Regions from separate parts of the Homo sapiens genome. Here region 1 is linked to region 2. A link is an interaction called in ENCODE POLR2A ChIA-PET data of the cell type or tissue named here. Cell type or tissue: HepG2. All regions are shown on one strand. Links, peaks and the distances in the headings refer to the core of each region. The heading gives the core; the rest is flanking DNA.

The links. Peaks named below come from ENCODE experiments on the same cell type or tissue, not always from the same donor. Only the 100,000 strongest peaks of a DNase experiment are listed, where the experiment ranks them.
Region 1: POLR2A ChIA-PET joins it to region 2 with 33 read pairs; 33 of 35 experiments call an interaction of 5 or more read pairs at or near these places.

Annotation. Positions count from the first base shown.
Region 1 is chr17:50,897,090-50,909,602 of GRCh38, reverse strand. No RefSeq gene overlaps it. Among named protein-coding and RNA genes, the nearest start is that of TOB1-AS1, 37 kb to the right of the region's middle. RefSeq lists a silencer at 41-335 and an enhancer at 1-772. In HepG2, for the core only: a CTCF peak has its summit at 4,905 (motif pointing left); DNase peaks (open chromatin) are centred at 3,972, 4,522 and 5,209; H3K4me3 peaks cover 2,136 bases.
Region 2 is chr17:50,849,085-50,860,652 of GRCh38, reverse strand. It overlaps the pseudogene RPL5P33. Among named protein-coding and RNA genes, the nearest start is that of TOB1, 11 kb to the left of the region's middle. In HepG2, for the core only: a CTCF peak has its summit at 8,378 (motif pointing left); DNase peaks (open chromatin) are centred at 4,512, 7,202 and 8,382; H3K4me3 peaks cover 2,614 bases; H3K27me3 peaks cover 839 bases.

The sequences.
Region 1 (12,513 bases), core at 221-8,220, 52 kb before region 2:
CAGGAAGGGGTCAGCCAGCAGGAGGTAACCCCTGGTGGAAAGGGAACAGAGAAGCTGCAAACACTGTCCAAAACAAACTTCTGCCACCTTACCACGTTGCCCTGGGCCTGCCCTATTTGCCGTCACCAGCAGAGGACAAAGAAAGGTTATGTGCAAAGGTACTTTGTGTTCCCGCGGCAGGGGGCCAGCGGGGAACTCTCGTCACCTGGTTGTGCTAGGGATTCCAGGGCATGCTCTAAACCACAGAGGAGGGCGGCCTCTGAATGGGGCCACGACAAAACAGGCCTGGGTGAAGCTGCTATTCGTCTGCTATGAGACCTGGAGGGGACTCAGTCCTCCAGCCTTGGATCACAGGACTCCCCAAGGCTACAAGGGCCATTGGGGGTGTCAGAGTCCTGGGACCCTGACCAGCTTCCCAGCCAGCCTCCAGGAGCGCCGTCATCCCTGCTGCAGAGAGAACACAGAGATTAAGAGTTATAGGCTTGGCTGGGCCAGATGCTATGGCTCACACATGTAATCCCAGTACTTTGGGAGGCAGAGGCAGGCAGATCACCTGAGGTCAGGAGTTTGAGACCAGCCTGGCCAACATGGTGAAGCTCCGTCTCTACTAAAATTATAAAAATTAGCCGGGCATGGTGGCACATACCTGTAGTCCAGCTGCTTGGGAAGCTGAGGCAGGAGAATCGCTTGAACTCAGGAGGCGGAGGTTGAAGTGAACAGAGATCATGCCACTGCACTCCAGCCTGGGCAACACAGCAAGACTCCGTCTTTAAAACAAAAACAAAAACAAAGAGTCACAGGCTTTAGAATCAGCCGCACTTGGGGTCAAGTTTCAACTCTGCCTCCTTCCAGCAGTGGGACCCAGGGCAAGCAATCAATTTCCTTTGAGCCTGAGTTTCCTCATCTGTGAAATGGGGCTAATCGTTGGGACTGTTTTGAAGACGCATGTCTTCTGACTCGTACACTGAGCACAGTGGCTGACTCAACTGTCAATGCCAGACATGCATAATGACAATATAAATGTAATGATAATTCCTTCCAGAAATACCTGTCGAGCACCTGTGACAGGCCAGGCACTGTGCAGGGTGCTCTTGAAGATATGAAGGTGAGTAAGACAAGTCCCACCCTGTCTGGAGGACATGCCCAAGAATGATTCTAACCAAACCTGAGAATGCTGAGTGATGGGAGGGAAGGCATGCAGAGGAGGTCAGCATAGGCATTCAGGGAAGCCTTCCTGGAGGAGGCAGCACTTGAGCTGGGCCTGGGCGGGTGGCTAGGACTGTGGATGTGGGGAGGAGAGGAAGGACATGCCTACATGAGGAAGGAAGTAGAGTGAAAGAGCTGTTCAAGTTTAGGGCACACAGAAGCTCCATGTGGCTGGAGTACAGTGCCCAGTGAGGACATGGGGGGTGGACAGCATGCCAGGTGGGACAGAGCGTCACTGTCCCCCAAATACACCATCTCCCTCTGCCTTGCTGGGTGACCTTGAGCTGGGTACTCTGTGTCTCTGAGTCTCATATCTCTCATTTGTGAAATTAAAGGTCTGGAGTGATTAGTGGTTCACCACCTTTCCCCCAAGAACTTTAGTTACTCCCTGTTTTTCTCCCCATTGTCTCGCATACATGTTGTGTCCTTGCATGAAGTCACTGAAGGTTTTGATCAAGGCTACGGATGATCAATCACAGGTGATGTGAAAAAGCCCCCTGGCTCCAGTGTGGTGATGGGTGGGAAGATGGGAGGCCCCCACCATGAGCCATGAGGGCCCTGGTGAGGACTGGGCTGAGGGAGGTGAAGGAGAAAACACCATTAGGAACTGGAGCTCTGGCCTAGAAGTCCTGACAGGGGCTGAGGGGAGTTAAGGGTCAGAAGGCAGAGCCTGGGTGATTGACGGTCAGATGTATAGGTTGGGGTTTCAGCCAGAGGGGCATCCCTCCCATCCCCAGAGGGAGAACAATGGGTTGGTTTAAACAAATTGAATTTGAGGCACCTCTAAGACATCATGGTAGACTGTCCAGTAGGGAATGGATTTTTTTTTCTTTTTTGAGACAGAGTCTCGCCCCAGGTTAGAGTGCAGTGGTGCAATCTCGGCTCACTGCAACCTCCGCCTCCCGGGTTCAAGTGATTCTCCTGCCTCAGCCTCCTGACTAACTGGGACTACAGGCGCATGCCACCATGCCCAGCTAATTTTTTTGTATTTTGTTTTTGTTTTTTAGTAGAGTTTTTTTTTTTTTTTTTTTTTTTAGTAGAGACAGGGTTTCACCACGTTGGCCAGGATGGTCTTGATCTCTTGACCTCATGGTCCACCCGCCTCAGCCTCCCAAAGCGCAGGGATAACAGGCGTGAGCCACTGTGCCCAGCCTTTTTTTTTTTTTTTTTGTTTTTTGAGACAGAGTCTCACTCTGTTGCCCAGGCTGGAGTGCAGTGGCGCAATCTTGGCTCACTGCAGCCTCTGCCTCCCAGGTTCCAGCTATTCTCCTGCCTCAGCCTCCCCAGTAGCTGGGATTACAGGTGCCTGCCACCATGCCTGGCTAATTTTTGTATTTTTAGTAGAGACGGGGTTTCACCATGTTGACCAGGCTGGTCTCAAACTCCTGGCCTCAGGTGATCCTCCTGCCTCGGCCTCCCAAAGTGCTGGGATTGCAGGTGTGAGCCACTGTGCCCCCCTGAACTCTTAACCAGTCTTTCTCATCCCTTGGAGAAATCCTAAAGTGCTCACAGAGGTGGTCCCTTCCCATTTCCACTGGCAGTAGCTCTGAATTCTGGTGTTCATTGTGGGCTGGGCGGGCAGAGGCAGAAGGGTTTGTGATGGGAGCAGGGTTTTCTGCCCCGGTCCTGCTGGCCCTTCTCTATTCTGTACTGGTCTTTGATGGGGGCCAGGCATTGGTAGGTGGGACTGATGATGGGCCTAATGATTGACTAGTGTATTCGCCAATGGAACACACGTGGGCCTCCTAACCCAGCAATACAAGGGGTCTGGAAGATCACCTGTTCCTGGCTCCCCACACCCCACCCCAGATCAGAAAAGAGCAGGGAGAAAGAGACCTGTTGCTGTTTTTTATCTTTATAAAATCCTAACAGAAAATAGAATATTTATCTGTGAGAAGGGTACACTGGCTTAACTAAAATGTCAAGTTTCATTGCTGGAATTATGAGGGACATGATAAATGTACATTTATTCAGTAATTACTCATTCAGGATTCTGTTTTGTATGAAACAAAACCAGGACATGCTGCTCAGAAGCTCTGATTAGTTTTGCTTCATACAAAATCAGCTCCTGGCCGGGCATGGTGGCTCATGCCTGTAATCCCAGCACTTTGGGAGGCCGAGGTAGGCAGATCACGAGGTCAGGAGTTTGAGACCAGCCTGGCCAACATGGGAAAACCCCATCTTTACTAAAAATACAAAAATTAGCCGGGCGTAGTGGCAGGTGCCTGTAATCCCAGCTACTTGGGAGGCTGAGGCAGGAGAATTGCTTGAACCTGGGAGGCAGAGGTGAGCCAAGATCGAGCCACTGCACTCCAGCCTGGGGGACAAGAGCGAGACTGTCTGGAAAAAAAAAATCAGCTCCTGAATTAATAATTATTGGATGAGTGTTACTTGATAGCCCTACATTTTAAGAACAGAGAGACAGAGAGAGAGAAAGAGTTTGTGAGTGTGTGTGTGTGTGGCGGGGGAAGAGGTACAGAGCTGAGGTAATAAAAAGGTAAAATGCTCTCATTTTACCAATGAGAAAACAGAAGTGTAGCGGGTAAGTGACCAGCTCAAGGTCACACAATGAGGCAAGGTCACACAGCAGGGAGGGCCAGACCCCAGACCCCAAACCTGGGCCCTCCCTGGTGCTCTTTGCTGCTATGGTTTTTGGGGGTGGAGTGTGTGAGGGAAGCTGAAGAGTTAACAATGAATTCTGTACCTTCAGGCCATGGCCAACAGCTGCCTGGGAGATAAGGGGAGGCGACCCCTGGGAACAAACAGCCTGTGGATTGGAGAGATTGAGCAAGGCTGGAAAAACAGGTGCAGGTGGCAACAGGGAAGGGGGTGGGGCAGGAGACAGAGCCAGAGGGAGCAGAGGAGGTTCCAGGGCTCCTGGGACCCCAGAGGGTCCCTGTTGCCAGAAGGCACTGGCTGGGCCAGAGTCCAGGGTGAGCAGAATCAGGTCCCAGGCTTCACCCTCTGCAAGCTTCTCTATGACCCCACAGGGGGTTAACTGGGCCTTGAATTGCAGAACCAGAAGGGGCTGAAGGGAGCACCCAGGCCTCAGCTGGCTCTGGTCTGAGACTCAGGTCAGAGGCAGAGGTGATGGCCACACCTGGGAGGCTGGGTTGCCCTTGGACAAAGCAGCGGCCGCAGCTGTTTAGGTTCTGCCACCCTCTCCCCTCCTCTGTCCCCAAAGGCTATCCAGCCCCCGCAGCAGTCAGTCCTTGGGTTTCACAGGCCCTGCCCTGGAGAGCTTTTCTTTAGAACCAGCCCCATCAGAAATCCCTCCCCCAGAGAATCACTGGGAGCTTAGGCTGCTGCGGGGAAAAGGGCACTGGGCTGAGAGGTGAAAGTCCGGGGCTCAGACCCTGTCCTGTCACAGATGCCCTGACCCTCTCTAGGGGCTGTTAAAACCATCCCCATTCAGGGTAAAGGTCCCCGGTGACACTCTGGGTTGGGGGAGCTGGGTGGGTGCCTGGGCGCTGCTCCCATCCCCCCACTCTGAGAGCTTGCTGTGTAGGCAGAGGCCCTGCCAGCCACAGGCTGCTGGGGCTGAGGCTGGGCTGGCTACGGGCTGGTCTCCTCCTCTTCCCCCAGCAGGGCTGTGGGGGCCTGCCCAGGCCCCCTGGTCCTGTGTTTGGGCAGCAAGCCAGCACCTGTGTGAGGGGTGGCCGGGCACCCTGCCCAGAGCTGAGGAGAAGCTGCCCCCTGGGGACTGGGCCCAGGCCTTCTTGTTCAGCCAGAAATTCCAGCCTTTTAAGGATCAAGAGCCAGAGAACGGCCTTTTCCAGGCTGCCAGCGAGCCGTTTTTCCAGCTTGGCAGTATCGCCAGTGCCTTGAGGGAGGCCTCTCTGCTTGCCCGCACCTCGTAGGCCAGGCTCTCGGGAAGGAATTATTTCTTAAGTCAACTTTGTTGAGGTCTAACTTACGCACAACAAAATGTGCCCATTTTAGGTGCACTGTTGTATGTTTGCATACCTACCACAATAACCAAAGTAGAGAACATTTCCGTTACCCTGAAAGGTTCCCTGTGGCCCCTTCTGAGTCAGTCATGCCCCTTCCCTGGCCCCAGGCAAGCACCAATCTGCTTTCTGTCATGACAGATCAGATTTGCATGTTTTGTATACGTTACCATACAGTTTCTACTCTACTCTTACCTCTGACTTTTCCCCCTCAGCCTAATGATTTCAAGATTCGTTCATATTGTTGCGTCTATCATAGTTCTTTCCTTGTTATTGCAGAGTAATATATTCCATTATATGGATATGTTATAGTTTGTGTAGCCATTCACCTGTGTTTGGACATCTGGGTTGTTTCCAGTTGGCAGCTATTATGAGTAAAGCAGTTATGAACATTTGTATATAAATCATCATGTGGATGCATGTGTTCATTTCTCTCGCATTAGTAACTAGAAGAGGGATTGCTGGGTCACATGGTAAGTGTATGTTTCACTTTTAAAGAAACCACCCAACTGTTTCCTAAAGTGGTTGTACCATTTTACAATGTATGGGTAGGACGGGATTTTGAATGCAGCCCTTCCCTCCCTGTTCCATATCCTGGCCTTTTCTCTTCCCCAGGGACTGAGCAGGGTTTGTTTGTTTTTTTGGTGTTGTTGTTGTTGTTTGTTTTTTTCGTAAGTTTGTGTGGTGCTTTGGTTGTGGGGGCGGTTCTTTGCTTCACCAGAAAACATTCTCCTGCCCCCTCAAAGTCCCTGCTCATGGATGAGGTTAAAGTGGCTATGCCGAGTAGAGAAGGGCTTAAGGATCTATTTATATGTGAGTTTAAGCAGATACAGTGTTGGCTAAAATGCTATAATTATTTTCCTTTTGTTAGCTCTTCCCATCCTGTGAGAGTGTTTTTGTTTTTGTTTTGTTTTTTTTTTGTTTGTTTGTTTTTTAGACGGAATCTCGCTCTGTGGCTTAGGCTGGAGTGCAGTGATGCGATCTCGGCTCACTGAAACCTCTGCCTCCCAGGTTCAAGCAATTCTCCTGTCTCAGCCTCCTGAGTGCCGGGTACATGCCACCACGCCCGGTTAATTTTTGTATTTTTAGTAGAGATGGGGTTTCACCATATTGGTCAGGCTGGTCTCGAACTCCTCAGGTGATTGACACACCTCAGCCTCCCAAAGTGCTGGGGTTACAGACGTGAGCCACGCGCCTGGCCAAGGGTGTTTTTAAACAGAGCTACTGCCATGCTGGCAGCCTCATCCTATTCCCCAGCCTGCTGCTCCCCGACCCCCATCAAAACCATTTCTTCTAGAGGCCAAGGCAGCTGAGAGTTTCTTTTCCTGAGTCGTCACTTTTCATTAGCACAGGCTGATAACTGGGGTAGGCACTGGAGCTGGAGAACTTTGTATTTTTGCTGTCAGTGTCCTACCCCTGCTCTCACCTCCCTGTCTGACCCATTGTTCCACCTTGCCATCAGTCACCAGAGAGCTCCGGGCTTCCGTAACTCAAAGGATGCAGCTGCCCAGAAAGAAAGGATTAAGCTTTCTTTTTGTATTCAGACACATTGCTAATTGCCAAGAAAGTACAGGCAGAAGAAAGGATCTACCCTTGGAGCAAGAGTTAAGGAAACCTAACAGCCTGGCACTGCACATCTGCTGAACTAGTCCTATTTCTACCCCTGTTTTAAAGTTTTTAGGGCTGGGCCAATAAATAACCTTTTTAGGATAAATTCAGATCTTCCCTGTAAGACTCTCGGGATATAATTTCTCTCACATTTCAGGATACCTAAGAAACCATTCTCCCCTGCTTGGGGAATACCACTACTCATGCCTGGAGCAGCTCACTTAGCTGGGTTCATCATGCTCCACCTTCTTCCTCTTCTTTTTTTTTTTTTTTTGAGACAGGGCCTCACTCTATCACCCAGGCTGGGGTGCAGTTGCAGCTGTGCTATCTCAGTGCACTGCAACCTCTGGCTCCCAGGTTCAAGTGATTCTCCTGGCTCAGCCTCCCAAGTAGCTGGGACTACAGGCATGCACCACCATACCCAGGTAATTTTTGCATTTTTAGTAGAGATGGGGTTTCACCATGTTGGCCAGGCTAGTCTCAAACTCCTGACCTCAAGTGATCCACCTGCTTCAGCCTCCCAAAGTGCTGGGATTACAAGGCATGAGCCACCACACCCGGCCATGTTCCACCTTCTTTAGAAGGCATTTGCTGGCAAGATACCGCCAGCCTCAGCATGTTTTAAACAGATGAAATTGCCCTGGACTATCAAAAGTTTGCCTGGGATGATAAGCCTGTGACATTGCCCCAGTCTGAGCTATCAAAACAATATTTAATCCTGGATTAAATATTGTTGTTACTGCTATTTATTTTATTCAAAGATTGAAAAATAGCTGTGAGGTGCTGAATTTGATACAGGCAGGAAGTCTTGTTAACTAACCCTTATTCCAAGTTGGCTTAAGCCAAACCTGTGCTGTCCAATATGGTAGCCACTAGCCAGATGTGGCTATTTGAATTTAAATTACTTAAGTTAAAATTCAATACCATGAATTTAGTTCCTTCACTGCAATAGTCATATTTGAAATGCTCAATCGCCACATGTTGTTAGTGGCTACCATATTGGACATGGCAGATATGGGACATTTCCATCGCCACGTAAAGTTTTATTGGAGAGTGTTGGTTTCAACACTTAGCCACATATACAGCAGCAGCTTTATCACATAGAACATTTAGAACCTTATCACCTAGAACATCTATATATGGGCCTTATCTGGGATAGACCTTAGAGAAAAAAAATTCAGAGATACGATCCCTGTCCAAAATGCATCTGCAAATCCAGAATGACACTGACACACAGGATTTAAGAGAGTAGAGGACCAATTTCAGACCAAGCAATGATGGACGTGTAAGGGCAAGAGAGAGACACAAATTCAAAGAGAAGGAAACTGCATGTGCAAAGGCAAGAGATGTGAGGGGCTGGCTGTTTGGGGTTGTCCTGGAGTGCTGTAACAAGGAGATATTTGTACTTTAGGATGGTTACTTTGGAGACAGTGAGAGGGCCATGGGAGACCAGGAGGACCAAGGAATAATCCAGAGGGAAACTGAGTTGTCCTTGAACTAAAGCCTGGGCAGTAGGGGTGGAGAGAAGCAGTCAGATCTGAGAGACCTTGGGTCCAGCCTGGATGGGGTAGGTGGGGAGGAGCATGCACTATACCTGGATGGTTCAAGGAAGAGCTGGGACATCTGGGATCAATTGAATGCTGTGGGCTCTAAATTAAAAAGGCTCCACCAGGAAATACCCCAAATGGCTGGTTTCTAGAAGATCAAGGTTGCCAACGCTGACTCCTTCCAAATCATGAAGTATGAGGTTCTGTGCGACTTCAGCCTTCCCTTTGAGTCAATGAGGCAACAAACCTATTGCTGGAAAATGGCGTCCTCCAGGGAGGGTGTCGTGGGGGGCCCCGGGCTCAGTATAGCACAGAATGCACAGCCCTTGGTTGTCCAAACTCTCCACTTGACTTTATTTATAACCCTAATTACACCCTCCAGGAAGAACAGTTGCTGATCAACCCAGTTACAAATTAAAGTTAATAAAATGAAGACAGCAATGAATGGCTGCTGCCCAAGCTGCCAAGGGCTCCGATCAACCCCAAAAGGAGACTGCGGTGCTCCCAGGACTCCAGCCACCAGTGTCCTCATTCACATGCTTGCCGTGGAACCCCCCCCTCCCCTCCCAGCTCGCCTCCCTCCCCTCAGTGGCTCAGTCCACCTGTTGTCATCTCCCATCAGGGATCATCAGGCTTCAGGTTCTCCAGGTTCAGAAACTCATGCCATACCCAGTTGGTCCCCAACCCAGCCTTCTCCCGCCACTACTGCCTCCCCAAGCGGTCACATCAGTTGTCGGTGCCACTGTGTGAAATGAAGCTGCTGTGAGCAGAGCTGTAAGAATCCAAGGACAGGAAACAGGGCCTTCACCTCTTTACTCCTCTCCAGCTCTCTTTTTTCTCTTTGCAGCTCCCTTTCTTATTCATTTCCTGTTATCTTTTTCTCTACCCATCTCCCTCACCCTGTGGCTGACCTTGTCCACATGCCCTGAATGTCCTGAGAGGGGCCCTGAATTCCACCGGTGTCCCAGATGGTCGAGCGGCACTGGCTGCTTCGTTCAGAAGCACGGGCAGCTTCAACGCAGCCTCCAGATTCTGCTGACCCTGTCCATTCCTTTTTCTTTCTAAAGAGAGGAAACTGGAGAGGGAGAGTGGGGGACAATCCTCTCCTCACAGGCCCTGCTCTCTGTGTACTTGGCCCCTCGCTCTACCTCCCTCCGTCTCCTGCAGCTTGCCTCCTGCAGAAACAATTACAGATAGTCAATCTTCATGCCTTGCAATCCACAGCACACCCAGATGAACTGATGCGGGTTATCTGGGAGGATGGAAAAGGATGTGATGACTGGGCCACTTCTCTGCAGCATGTAGAAACCAGTGCACTGGTTAGAGGGCTACTTCTGACCCTCTTTGCCAGCCCCTATAACCCGAGTACCATGCGCATACCAGCCATCAGAGAAAACAGCGAGTTCCCTGGGGTTTAGGATAATCATCCCTGGATATTCTGGCTTGTTCTTGTCTCATATCTGCCCAGCTTTAAACTCTTGGTTCTTGGTTGAGCACGGTGGCTCATGCCTCTGATCCCAGCACTCTGGGAGGCGGAGCTGGGAGGATCGCTTGAGCCCAGGAATTCAAGACCAGCCTGGGCAACGTAGGGAGACTCTGTCTCTACAAAAAAATTTAAAAACTAGCTGAGTGTGGTGGTGCACACCTGTAGTCCCAGCTACTTAGGAGGCTGAGGTGGGAAGATCGCTTGAGCCTGGGAATTTGAGGCTGCAGTGAGCTGCGATTGTACCACTGTGCTTAAACCTGGGCAACAGGGTGAGACCCTGTCTCTAAAAAAATAAAAATAAATTAAAAATAAACTCTTGGCTCTGTTCCCCCCACAGCCTTGATTAGGGGTTTCTATCCAGTTCTACCAGCATTTGGCTCTTGGATTTCCCAGATGGGCACTGACGTGGCTCACCCACTGGGAGGCCCAGTTTCTGCCCTGCCTTCATAGAAGCTGTGCCCTGGCTCCAGTTCTGCCGTCACCAAATGTCCACATCAGGCTCTTCCCCTGTGCCCTGGGGAAGCCAGAGTGGACCTCTTCAGTGAGGGGGTGGCAGAGTGACCAGAGGAACCAGTGCTGCCTCTAGGGCTGGCCATGCCAGCGAGGGTGAGATGTCAAGATGTCACCATCAGACTCTGACTCAGGGGGCGGCCCACACACTACTTTGCCTTGTAATCAGTGTGTTTACTTGTCTGCCTTGCCCATGAGGCTATGAGCTCTGTGAGAGCAGGCCTGTGTCTGAATCGCCGCTGTAGCCCCAGTACCTGAGGCAGGTTCCTGTGCTCTGACAAAGTGTCTGTTGAACAAATAGATGAACAAATGAGCCCTTCCTCCTTTATTCCCTGCCAAGGTTAATGTCCTCCCCATTCACACAGGCCCAGGTGAGAAGCTTTAGGGTCACTGAGTTTTATTGATTCTGCTTCTTAAAATACTTTGCCCACCAATTCCTTCCTTGGGGGACTATGTGTTTCTTAGCTAATTCTAACTGTCTTTTATTTATTTATTTATTTATTTATTTATTTATTTATTTATTTTTGAGATAGGCTCTTGCTCTGTCACCCAGGCTGGAATTCACTGGTGTGATCATGGCTCACTGTAACCTCGACCTCCCAGGCGTAAGCGATCCTCCCATCTCAGCCTCCTGAGTAGCTGGGACCACAGGCATGCACCACCATACCAGGTTAACTTTTTTTTTTTAGAGATGGGGTCTCACTATGTTGCCCAGTCTGGTCTCAAATTCCTGGACCCCAGCGATCCTCCTGCCTTGGCCTTCCCAGGTGTTGGGATTACAGGTGTGAGCCTCCAACTGCCTTTTGATTGATTTTCTGGTTTCCTTTTTAAACTCTCACCTACCTGTCCATCTTCCCCATTGCTCATAAGTATAACACAAATGTAATCATGCTGCTCCTCTGTTTAAATATCTCCAGTAAGTCTTCCTTTCTCACCAACTAATGTACAGTTCCTTTAGCCCCTCCATGATTTGGCCCAACCTGCTTTTCCAGGCTTCTTCCTGCTGCTTCCCCTGTGGACCCTGGGAGCCAATCACTCAGAAATTCTCACTGTTCTTCAAGTAAGTTACTCTTCTTCCACCTCCACATTTTACATGTTTTATCCTCTTCGCAAAGGTTACTCTGTGCAACAAACCCCACCCTTGTCAGCCTACTGAACTCCTACTTATCCTTTAGGATCCAGCTAAAATGTCACCCCCTCTGATCCTCTGAAGTCATCAGCTAGCAGTCCAGCAGTCCAACTTTTTTTTTTTTTTTTTTTTGAGATGGAGTCTCACTCTGTCACCCAGGCTGGAGTGCAGTGGTGCAATCTCGGCTCACTGCAACCTCTGCCTCCCAGGTTCAAGCGATTCTCCTGCCTCAGCCTCCTGAGTAGCTAGGACTACAGGTGTGTGCTACCATACCCAGCTAATTTTTTGTATTTTTATTAGAGATGGGGTTTCACCATGTTGGCCAGGCTGGTCTCGAACTCATGACCTCAAGAAATCTGCCCTCCTCAGCCTCCCAAAGTGCTGGGATTACAGGTGTGAGCCACCACACCCGGCCCAACATTTCTTTCTTATACCTCTTATCACCTTGTATGTGTCCCCAGCACCAAGTACCGAAGTTCCTTGTTCCATGTCTCTCTCACATGAGCAATTAGGCTCCATGAGGGCGGGGCCTGTGTCATCTACCCTAAGCTGGCTGAGAGCCCTGTGCATGGAGGGACAGGCAATATACCATAGGCTCCGTGGCCTTGGGCAAGTTACTTGCCTTCTCTGTCTCAGTTTGCTCATCTATAGACTGTCTTAACAATAGTTCCTGCCTGAGGGTTGTTGAGGATTAAATGAGTTACTATTCATAAGGCAGGTAGAGCAGTGCCTCTCACATACTAAGCCCTCAATAAACGTTAGCTACTGTTATTATCTGTGATTATTAACTCCTCTGTAAATGTTTTTGAGTGAATGAGAACTTTAAGTAGAACAAGGCACTTTTCTACACATAAAGAACATCCAGTATCAGAGTCCTTCTGTTAAGATCTTCAAGACATCAGTGCACCCCATATACTACCTGGATGAGCAGTCCTTTGTTTGTGGGTAACAATCTACCACTTTTCCAAGTTATGCAGAAAATGTTCAGTTGAGGAAAGATGACTGGAGAAAGTTTATCATAGTTGAGATGAAGGAAGGGAAAAGATTTGGTCATAAGTCCCCTAGTTACGTTTTTTT
Region 2 (11,568 bases), core at 3,569-11,568:
GTGCTCTGATTACAGGCATGAGCCATTGCGCCTGGTCAACAATAGAATTTGAAACTGTCTGGAGCACTAATATATTCATTTTATTTTGAGACAAGGTCTCACTCTGTCACCCAGGCTGGAGTGCAAAGGGGCCATCTTGGCTTACTGCAACCTCCACTAAAGCGATTCTCCTGTCTCACTCTCCTGAATAGCTGGGATTATAGCTGCGTGCCACCGTTCCCTGCTAATTTTTGTATTTTTTGTAGAGGCAGGGTTTCGCCACGTTGCCTGGGCTGGTCTCAAACTCCTGAACTAAGGTGATCCGCCCGCATTGGCCTCCCAAAATGCTGAGATTACAGGCGTGAGCCACCACACCCAGCCAAGCACTAATATATTCAGATTTTAAATACTGAGGTTAACATAAGCCTGAATATCTGTTTCAGATCTTAAGGATATATGTATCGACAAAAATCTTAGGGAAATTTCATCTTGGTACATATGTTTGACATCGGAGAATGACTAACTCAAAATGTGATCTTGATTGGTTTTATTAAAACTTGAGCTTGGTGTCCTTGAGAACTTCATCTTTTTTTTTTTTTAGACAGAGTCTCGCTCTGTTGCCAGGCTGGAGTGCAGTGGTGAAATCTTGGCTCCCTGCAACCTCCGCCTGTCGGGTTCAAGTGATTCTCCTGCCTCAACCTCCCAAGTAGCTGGGACTACAGACGCGCGCCACCACGCCCAGCTAATTTTTATAGTTTTAGTAGAGACGAGACGGGGTTGGCCAGAATGGTCTCGATCGCCTGATCTCATGATCCTCCCGCTTTGGCCTCCCAAAATGCTGGGATTACAGGTGCGAGCCAACGCATCCAGCGAGGACTTCATAATTTTTTAAAAAATGAACAAAGGCCCTGTTTACATGCCCTTTTTGTTCATTAGGAATGGGAATTTTTTAAAAGGTGCTTTTGCCTAGCACATCTGAGAAAAGGTTACATCTTAGTTCCAAGTCATTTTCTCCCCAAGGTGCCATCACACTTTTGACTCTCTGTGGGGAGACCATTTCGGTTGACAATTTGATGAATTCGTTATTTTCACAGGCCTTTCCCATCTTTTTGACTCCTATAACTACAGATACTGTAGCAGCCTCTGAATACCCTGAGTGTCCAAAATGTTGCCTTACAGATTTCATAGCTCATGGATGAGTAAGGAATATTATACCAAAAAATGGCTTTCTAAGTTTAGTATATTCGTTTTCTGCCCTGCCTTGTCGTTTCTGAAATCAGGTACATTGTGAAATGTCCTTTTCGCCTATAATAGATGGCAAATGTAAATATAGGCCTTCTTCAAAATGCCTCCTTAAAGATAACAATATATGCTGTGATTAGTTAACTTAGCTTTTGAAGGTGAAACTAAAGGTACTCTGAGTTTAAAATATTTTTCCAGGGCAGGTGCTGTGGCTCATACCTGTAATCCCAGCACTTTGGGAGGCCGAGACAGGTGGATCACTTGAGGTCAGGAGTTTGAGACCAGCCTGGCCAACATGGCGAAACCCATCTCTACTAAAAACACAAAATTAGCCAGGTGTGATGGCATGCACCTGTAGTCCCAGCTACAGGCTGGGAGGGTGAGGCAGGAGAATCACATGAACCCGGAGGCGGAGGTTGCAGTGAGCCAAGATTGTGCCACTGCCTTCCAACCTGGGTGAGAAGAGCGAAACTCAGTCTCAAAAAAATAAAATAAAATAATGTTTTTCCAATCGGGTGTAAATTTCGTTCCCATATACATGTCTGGCATTTTAATTGAGAGACTTAATAAATCTTCAGGACTTCGATTATTTTAAAATAAGTCACTGTGACACAGAAAGAAACAAAGTATGTCTCATTGGACATACTTAAGCTAATGAAGTAAAATGCCGGTTGGTAGACCTTCCTTTATATCCTTTCGGTACACAAACAGAAAATGGCATAGGCATGCTACATCAGATACGTACCCTTGCTTGACTGGAAATGCATGCTTTTGTCAGATGCTGGGTGACAACTCTAGTGCAAAAACAGATACAAGAAAAACAGAAGACAAGTATGTAAAATGGTCACTGCTGAATAAAACCCATTGCATTGTTTAGTATACCAATCAATTGACGCTTAATCAGTTTGGCCCAGGAGGTCATTTGAGATCAGAGTGCTTTAGTTTTTGTGGTATATTAGGAAGATTATATCTTGTAGTTTAAATGATTTAGGATCAATTATCTGTGGGCATACAATTGGAAAATTAGCACATTTTCCAATTGCATGCCCAGTTTGAAACCATTTTTGAGTGGCTTATGTAAACATGTAGTTGGAGCCATTTTTAAAAATCTTTTAAATCAGGAAATAAACATATAGCACTTACTATGTGTCAAGTGTAGTTCTAACCCAGTTTATAGACTGGGTCAGGGGGAGGGGGATGGGACTGAGGCACAGAAAGCTTCACTGACCCAAGATTGCATGGCCAATACATGGCAGACTAGCGATTCAAATGCAGGTAGTGGTTCCAGAGTTCACGCTCTTAAGCACTATGCTTTGCTCCCTCAGATTAGTTGCTATTCTGATTTGAAGTCAGGGTAATAACACCATTTTCGATGTATTAGCTACGTAATTTGCAGAATCTTTACAAAAGTGTTAATGAGAGGGGTCTAGTGGAAGGCTATTAACCATGCTCAGAATATGCCATGATGATATTTTGAGTGAGACTTTATATTTCTATTGGTCATAAACTGAACTCATAGGCAATAAGGAAATGTTTTTAGAAATCATTGTTATATCATTGCTCTAGTTTTTTGTTTTTTTTTTTTTTTTTTTTTTTTTTTTTTTTTTGAGATGGAGTCTTGCTCTGTTGCCCAGGCTGGAGTGCAGTTGCACAATCTTGGCTTACTGCAACCTCTACCTCCCATGCAACCTCCATCTCCCAGGTTCAAGCGATTCTCCTGTCTCAGCCTCCTGAGTAGCTGGGATTACAGGTGCACACCACCACACCCAGCTAATTTTTGTATTTTTAGTAGAGACAGGGTTTCACTATATTGGCCAGGCTGGTCTCGAACTCCTGACCTCAGGTCATCTGCCCACCTCGGCCTCCCAAAGTACTGGGATTACAGGCGTGAGCCACCACACCTAGCAATGCTCTAGTTTTTTTGGTTTTCATAATTCAGTCATATAAATTACATCTCTTTTCAGAACTACTGGATGATTCCCTGACTACATTTAGTGGTCGGTTACAAGTAAAGTTGTAACCGTTAACCTCCTGTTGCTATTTTCACAACCATTCCTTGTCTGTGCTTATTGATAAACACTCTAAAGAAAGGCCAAGGCCGGGCGCGGTGGCTCACGCCTGTAATCCCAGCACTTTGGGAGGCCGAGGTGGGCGGATCACGAGGTCAGGAGATCGAGACCATCCTGGCTAATACAGTGAAACCCCGTCTCTACTAAAAATACAAAAAATTAGCCGGGTGTGGTGGCGGGCGCCTGTAGTCCCAGCTACTCGGGAGGCTGAGGCAGGAGAATGGTGTGAACCAGGCACTGCACTCTAGCCTGGGCGACAGAGCAAGACTCCATCTCAAAAAAAAAAAAAAAAAAGGCTCAGGAGAATTTCTGTAGTTTCTATGTGGATTAAATCCTGTTATACTAAATACTGTTTACATTGTTGGGTTAGTTGGCATTTGATTGAAGCAAATATTGCTGACCCCTTAGTTGAGCTTTAGGTGGTTTAGATTGGGCTGAAAGTCTTATTAATGGAATTTGACTCGTAAGTATTAATAGTAAAACCTACATTAACCATTTCTCAGTATTTGAAGTTTTAAGATTTTATGTCTTAGAGGACTTGGTTTGTATATATAGTCTGTTAGTGAGAACTTTGAGATCATCTCACAATTAGGCAAACCTTAGACGAAAACATTTAATCAACAGGCAGTCCCTGTCTAGTTGTCTAGTGGCTAACTGAAACTACAGGTCTAAATTCCTTGCTGAATTGTATGAAGTCATTTGATTCAGATGGCTCAGTTTATTCATCTGCAAAATGAGTACAGTGATACCAATATGCTTCCCTGAGGAGCTATGAGAACTAATCATTTGCTATTAAGAGTTGTCAGTCAACTAATAGAACATGTGTCCATAGGGGCTCACAGTATTTAGAAGCCATAAAGTCCAGAATTCTAGCCATGTTCGCTGCCCTTTAAAATGAGGAAAGTAAATGAAGATTATAACTGCCTTATGTGAACATGTTGCTGTCAGTTATTTGCGTCAACAGAAAATTGAAATTCTACAGTAATATTCTAAAAGCTCATGTTTCATAAAATAAGTATAATTATTTTCATAAGAATAAGTATCACGGAGTTTGTATTTCTAGTTTTGAAGCACTGAAGGCAACTAGTGCATTCTTTTTCATACAGTTGGCAAGTTGATTAAAACTCAGTATACTAGTTGACATTTCCTTTTGGGAGCAGCCATAAGTGTTTGCTAAGTTAAAATGTCCTTGCTGTTGTGAAAAATATTGACATAGTTGTTCTTATTTAAACAATATTGCCTGAGGAATAGTAGTTAAAATGTAGCTTGGTGGTGGATACGTCACATGGATAATGGTGCTAGCTTTATTTTAGTGCAGGTAGAAAAGAAGAGGAGGTTCGCTTTACCAAAGGGAAAAACATAGAGGACTTGGAAGGAAAAACACATTCCGTCTGGCATTATGAGTACTTACTTCACTGATAAAATATGACCAGTGTGCAGTACAGAGAACAGGTGTAAAATATTTTTAGACAAACTTTGGCATATACCGTAGGTCGCATCCCTTCTGCCTATACACTTTTCAAGTGTTTCAAAAATAATTGTGGAAAAACCACATTGACAAAATGAGCTAGACATTGATTTCATGTGGGGTTTGTTTTGTTTTGTTTTGTTTTGTTTTTTGCACTGAATGTTAAACATAAACTTCCTTCCTGGCCATCAGGTTGCAGCTATTTTTAAACTCTGATTCTCCACATGCCCTTCTATAGCTTTTGAGGTCTTTTTTTCCTCTTTCTTAGTGCTAGTGAGAAAGCTGGAAAATTATGTTGCACACTCTTTTGGAGTGTGAAGACTGACTTAAAACGATTTTGTGCTTCCTTTAGGCCAGAAAGAAAGAGTGTCAAGAATGGACGTGGCATCAGTCTAGCTTGTTTTCTAGCAAATGGTGAGTATAAGTAAATGACTTCTGTATATTGATAGAAAGGAATGCTATCAGTATCATATCAGTATGATTTAAGAAATGGAATTACTGGCCGGGTGTGGTGGCTCATGCCTGTAATCCCAGCACTTTGGGAGGCTGAGGCAGGCGGATCATGAAGTCAGGAGTTTGAGACCAGCCTGACCAATAGGTGAAACCCCGTCTCTACTGAAAATACAAAAATTAGCAGGGCATGGCAGCACGTGCCTGTAATCTCAGGTACTGGGGAGGATGAGGCAGGAGAATCACTGGAATCCAGGAGGCGGGTCGCAGTGAGCCGAGATCGCACCACTGCACTCCAGCCTGAGCGACAGAGGAAGACTCCATCTCAAAAAAAAAAAAAGAAAAAGAAAGAAATGGAATCATCCTACCCTGCAAATATTGTACACTTTAGTACAGTATCCAGACACCTTGTGACACAGGTTCAGTAGTTTCCAGGCATAGGAACATCTTTTTCTGTTTTGCACTAAATGCAGGTATTCCTTTCAGATGGCTTTCCCTTGCCACCCCTCCACTAGCCATCAATGCATTTCTTTTTCCTTTTTTTTTTTTTTTGGAGGGGGAACGGAGTCTCACTCTGTCACCCAGGCTGGAGTGCAGTGGCGCAATCTCGGTTCACTGCAACTTCCGCCTCCCGGGTTCCAGCAATTCTCCTGCCTCATACTCCTGAGTAGCTGAGATTACAGGCACGTGCCACCACGCCCTGCTAATTTTTGTATTTTTAGTAGAGACGGGGTTTCACCATATTGGTTAAGCTGGTCTCGAACTCCTGACCTCGTGATCTGCCCGCCTTGGCCTCCCAAAATGCTGGGATTACAGGCGTGAGCCACTGCGCTCGGCCCCATCGATGCATTTTTAGTAAGGATGAAGGTTGAATTTTGTTTTGTTTTGTAATGACAATGCCTATTCTTTCTTCACTCTGATTATCCAGATCTGCCTACTGCCCTCAAATCTCTTTTCCCAAAAAGAACTCTCCTAGTTTTGCAAACTACCTGCCATTCTAAAGTTTTGTGGAGCCCTGGTGACTTACTTTATTCTAATTTCTTTTTATTTCCAGAAAACATGATAGGAATCTCTTAAACCATTTTAATACAAGGTTTAAGATAGCTGCAATCTTTGCAGTCAACCTTTCTAGAAACTAAGGTGTCACCAGAGGCTCTTTAACTAAAGACTTTGAGAACAAACAGTTTTCACACAGCTATAAAAGATTTTTACCTGGGGAAATTCTTCTTTGTGAATCTTGAAAAAGGCTGGAAGAAAGGAAGGAAACTTTTTTTTGGTAACTTAGAAAGAAGATTCTTGTTTATTTTCTGAACCACTAAAGTTCAAAGAACTTTTTGGGTTCTGTGTAAAAGGAATAGAGAGATGGAGGTGAGAGCTTATCTCCCCAGGAGCATCTGCCAAAGGAGAAGGGTCTGGCAGCCGGCAAGGGACCAGGGTGTTATGTCTTCTATCTGCCTTTGCTTCCAGGGCCTGGGAAAGGTGGAAAGGACAGTAAAGGAGAGAGCTTATGCATACACTGCCTGACAACTTGCCCTGGAGATCAGTTTCCTCGGAAGGAGGCTTTGCAGAAGTTCTGACACCGCCATTTCCCAAAGATTGTGCGCGTGTTTTTTTCCCAGATTTTCAAGGAGGATGGGGAACTGCTCCTACGTAAAGCACTGCCTATTTGAAGGATGATTTTTATACTATCACAAAGTCTTATGGAATCCAGAGGGAATGACCAACCCCAAAAGCTCAGTAGTAATAATGGCAACCCTTATATGAATTTACTATGTGCTAGATACTGCCCCATTTAAATTCAGTTCAACTTCATAACAACCCTCTGAAGGTTGTACTGTTTCTCCCATTTACAGATATATAAGTGGAGGCAGAGAGCTTGCAACAGTCACAGCCAGCGGAGCTAGGATTTGAACTGTGGGATTCTGTTTCCAAAGTCCATGATCCTTAACCATTACACTATCCTGCTCCCTTGGTTGACCTCAACCGGTCGATTTTATAAAAAGAGCCCCACCTGATTATTTAGAAGTCATCTAAGCTGCACTTTGTGCCCAGTCCCCCTCTCCTGCAAACCTCACTTGTGATTGTTTGCTCAGCAATCCCAAACTTATTTTGCTATCAGCCTTTGCCAGGCACAATTAGGAAAGGGAAATCGGTTGCAAAAACACAATGGAGTAAGATATGAGTTTGAGGGCTACGTGCTAGCTTTACTTACTTACATTGCGACTGCTCTCTGGATGATTAGATTTGTTGAGAAGCAACTATAGGCACTTCACATACTGAAGTCTTGGGTCCTGAGCTTTACTAGTACTTGTGATAGCAAAAGGGTGATGTTGACTCAAGTGGCTGCCCTGGGCTCAGATTCCATTCTTGTCCCTAAATTCTTTCTCAAACAAGGTGAGATATGATTAAAAACAGCTCCTGTATTCATCCACTCAACACATTTATTAAGCATCTCCTGCGTTAGGAACTGGCAGTGATATATACAATCCTTCGGAACCTCTAAAGGAGCTTACATTCTAGCAAACGATAACACACACGCCCAAATAATCATAATACACAGGAAAATGTAGGGGTATGAACAAAAAAGGGTGAGACTGTGCCTATCTTAGGGATGCTAGATCTGGGGGGAGATATCCAGCTATGAAGAATGGGTACAATGTCCACTGGAAGCACCCGGGGAAGCCTGGGCTCCCTCAAATTCCCAGCTCCAGTGGAGGAACAGGCAGTTGAGAGGAAAACCTTGGTCCTGGTGTGTGTGTGTGTGTGTGTGTGTGTGTGTGTGTGTGTGTGTTCTTCATCAGATGTAGCCACAGTAGGAAGAATGTGTGCTGCTAACCCTTGGGGAAAAAGGCAGAGGAAATCAGAAATAGAAGCTCTGCTGCCAGCCCATCTCTCCTGGGAGAACCTGCCTTTGAATTTGAACATTTTAACTTATTTTTTCACTGTTTCAAGCTTTGTACAGAAACATTATGAAAGAGAAATAGTTTAAAACTTCTTTATTCATCAAACCCAGGAGTGAGATGGGGAGGACCAGTAAGAAGTCCAAGGAAAGAAAAGGTGGGACTGAGAGGGGCGTCAGGCTGTGTCAGAGGGATGTCGAATTCCTTCCTTTTAAGACAGTTTCAGTTTCATGCTTAATCTAGAAACTTCCTCAGGCTAGAAGCTCCCTCTAGGGGTCATCTCATTTGTTTTCCTACCTTTAGTGACAAAGCCTCTTTTGGTTTTGTGATGTCAGGGCTCACAGCAGGTACTACCCCTCCAGAAGTTGGTGTTGGTGGAAAGTGCGTGTTCATTGCACAAACTCAGACACCCCCAGGTCACTCCCAGTTGCCACTCCCATCGCCACACCCTACCCCTGGCCAAGGCAACAAGTCTGTGGAGCTCTGCAGTTTCCTTTTCCAGTTTGGCTTTTTGGGTGCTTGTAATATCTTCCGGTTTGAACATAAATCAAAGAATGAGGCTTTGAAGGGAAAGCTTTGTATAAATTTCAGCCAGAAATTAACATTCCCAAATAACTTTTCGCCTGGGTCACTTCCCCGGGCAATGCCCTTCCCCAGGCTTCCCTAAGTTCTCTTGGTGGCTGAGCACTCTGTCATCCACTGAAAATACCACCACAAGCTGGCCAAACTCCTTCATGTGACCTGGGACTGTTCAGAGAGCATCACTATTCTGTACAGAGTGTGGATCCTGCTTTGGCACAGAAGACACCAGCGTCTGATCCTTGTCTCACACTCACTTGACCAGCGGGGACACATGTTTAGGCCCCACAATTTCCCCTGCAGATGTAAGAATGCTCTAGAGTGGTGTAGGGGGCTTCATTCAGCCTCCAAATAACATTACTCCTCGTGATCCTCTATGAGAAAGAACGTGGGCTTTGGGGTCAGACTTTTTTTTTTCCTTTTTTTTTTTTTTCTGAGACAGAGTCTTGCTCTATCACCCAGGCCGGAGTGCAGTGGCGCAATATCGGCTCACTGCAACCTCTGCTTCCTGAGTTGAAGGGATTCTCCTACCTCAGCCTCCTGAGTAGCTGGGATTACAGGTGCCCAGCCCCAAGCCCGGCTAATTTTTTTGTATTTTTAGTAGAGACGGGGTTTCACCATATTGGCCAGGCTGGTCTCAAACTTCAGACCTCAGGTGATCCGCTGCCTCGGCCTCCCAAAATGCTGGGATTACAGGTGTGAGCCACCACGCCTGGCCTGGGGTCAGACTTTGAATCAAATCTCAAACTCAACCTTAAATAGCAGTGCACTGTTAAAACGATTCCACCTCAGATTTCCTAACTGTAAAAGGGTTCCAAATTCTACTTGTTAGGGTTGGTGTGATGAGCATGTAAGATAAATAAAGCATTCAGCATAATCCTCTTCCCTACATAGAATAACCTGCACTCTCTTTACTCTGTGGTGAGAGAGGGCTCAAATCCTCCACCTCTCCCCGCACGGCTTAGCCTCAAGGGCATGTGCTCAGCCTATTTAGGGGAGGTCAGCTGGCTATAAACGTGCCTTTTCATGAGAATCCTAGGAAGTAAAACTTCCTGGTATATTAGCAGGGAGAAGGGAGGACACAAAAATGAGACGAAACCAGACTTGACTGTTCTTGAATCTGTGGTGGAAAATATCACACATGCGGTTAAGTACGTGGCCTTTGGAGTCATATAGACACGCCTAGGTTTGGTTCCCTGCTTGGCCAGGGACTTTGGGAAAATTATTCAATCTCCCTGAGCCTCAGTTTCATTATCTCTGAAATGGACAGGTTATTAAATGGAGGTGAAAAATATACACATCACAGGGTTGTAAATATTTAATGAGATAATGCATGTTGAACACATATTAAGTGCTGTAAGCTATTAGTAATGGAAATTATTAACCCTACCAAAAGGGCATCTAATTGGTAAAGGGTGCCCACCTTCTATGAGGTCTGGGACAGGGATGGGTTACCATCCGTGTAAGTCTCACTAAAGCTGTGTTCTAGTCATCCATAAACACCAGCTTCAGCGCTTATTAGGGTCACAGGGTAAAATTGCTGGTTGTAATGATTGTGAGGATTGCTTTGAGTCTGTTATTGATCATACCAGGGTCCTAAGGCTGTTTCCCCTTTTATTCTGTTGCCCCTTGTGGTACATTGAGATGGAGAGTGGCACTTGAAATAAGGGGTCATTGAGAGCTTAGTTCTGTGCCCCGAGGTGTTGGAGCTGGGAATGAAGGGTTCAGAAATATTCTTAGGGCCTCCATGGAGGTCTCAGAGGTTCCTCATCTCTAACCAAATTACTACACTTTATCTTTTCTTCCTGGGCCTCCAACTGCACAACCCCGAGTGTGTGCGTATGTGTGTATGCATCTCCCCATCCCTCTTCTTTTTCCTCTCATTCCTGCCCTCCTGCTCTCCCCCTCTCTTCTCCAGCTACCCTCCTCCTGGACTCTTTCCTTATCAGCAAAGGAGACTGCATCTGTTCTCACTTTGCTCTGGGAGAGGGGCCTGTTCTCCCCTCCTGGTTCTTGCTCCAATCATTGGCAGGGACGTGCAACAGCAATTATCCCCAACAAACTGAAGCAATGAGGCCCAGGACCAACTACCCTGGAGAGGCACTATGGCTACCATTATTATTCTGTTGTATAGATGATAATACTAAGGCACAGAGAAGTTAACTACTCAAAGTCACAAAGCCAGTATTTGAACCTATGCTCTGCCATGACTGTGACCTTTTCTCACTGCCGGCCCACCCTGGATAGCAAGGAGATTTGGGGACCTTGCGGCCTAAAATATCTGGCCCCTTATTTACTTATCTATTTATTTATTGCTTAATATGTTGATTGTCTTTATCTGAAAAATCCTCATAGAAAATTGTTGTCTGGGGCCGGGCGTGGTGTCCCACGCCTGTAATTTCAGCACTTTGGGAGGCTAAGGCAGGCGGATCAACTGAGGCCAGGCATTCAAGACCAGTCTGGCCAACATGGTGAAACCCTGTCTCTACTAAAAATACAAAAATTAGCCTGGTGTGGTGGGGTTTGCCTGTAATCCCAGCTACTGGGGAGGCTGAGGCAGGAGAATTGCTTGAACCCGGGAGGTGGAGGTTGCCCTGAGCCAAGATCGCACCACTGAACTCTAGCCTGGGTGACAGAACAAGACTCTATCTCAAAAAAAAAAAAAAGAAAGAAAGAAAATTGTTGTTTGGTTTAGCCCTCAGCAGTCTGCTCCTCTGCTCTTGTAAGAGAGGGCTCAGAGAAAACAAGCTTGCCTTCTTTTGAGCTACCCAATCTTTCTTCTGGGCAAGGGACATTTGGGGACGGTTCTATCTCCTCTTTTTAGCTTCTTTCTCGGGCTTCTTCTCATGGACTGGTGATATGGTTGGCATCTGTGTCCCCA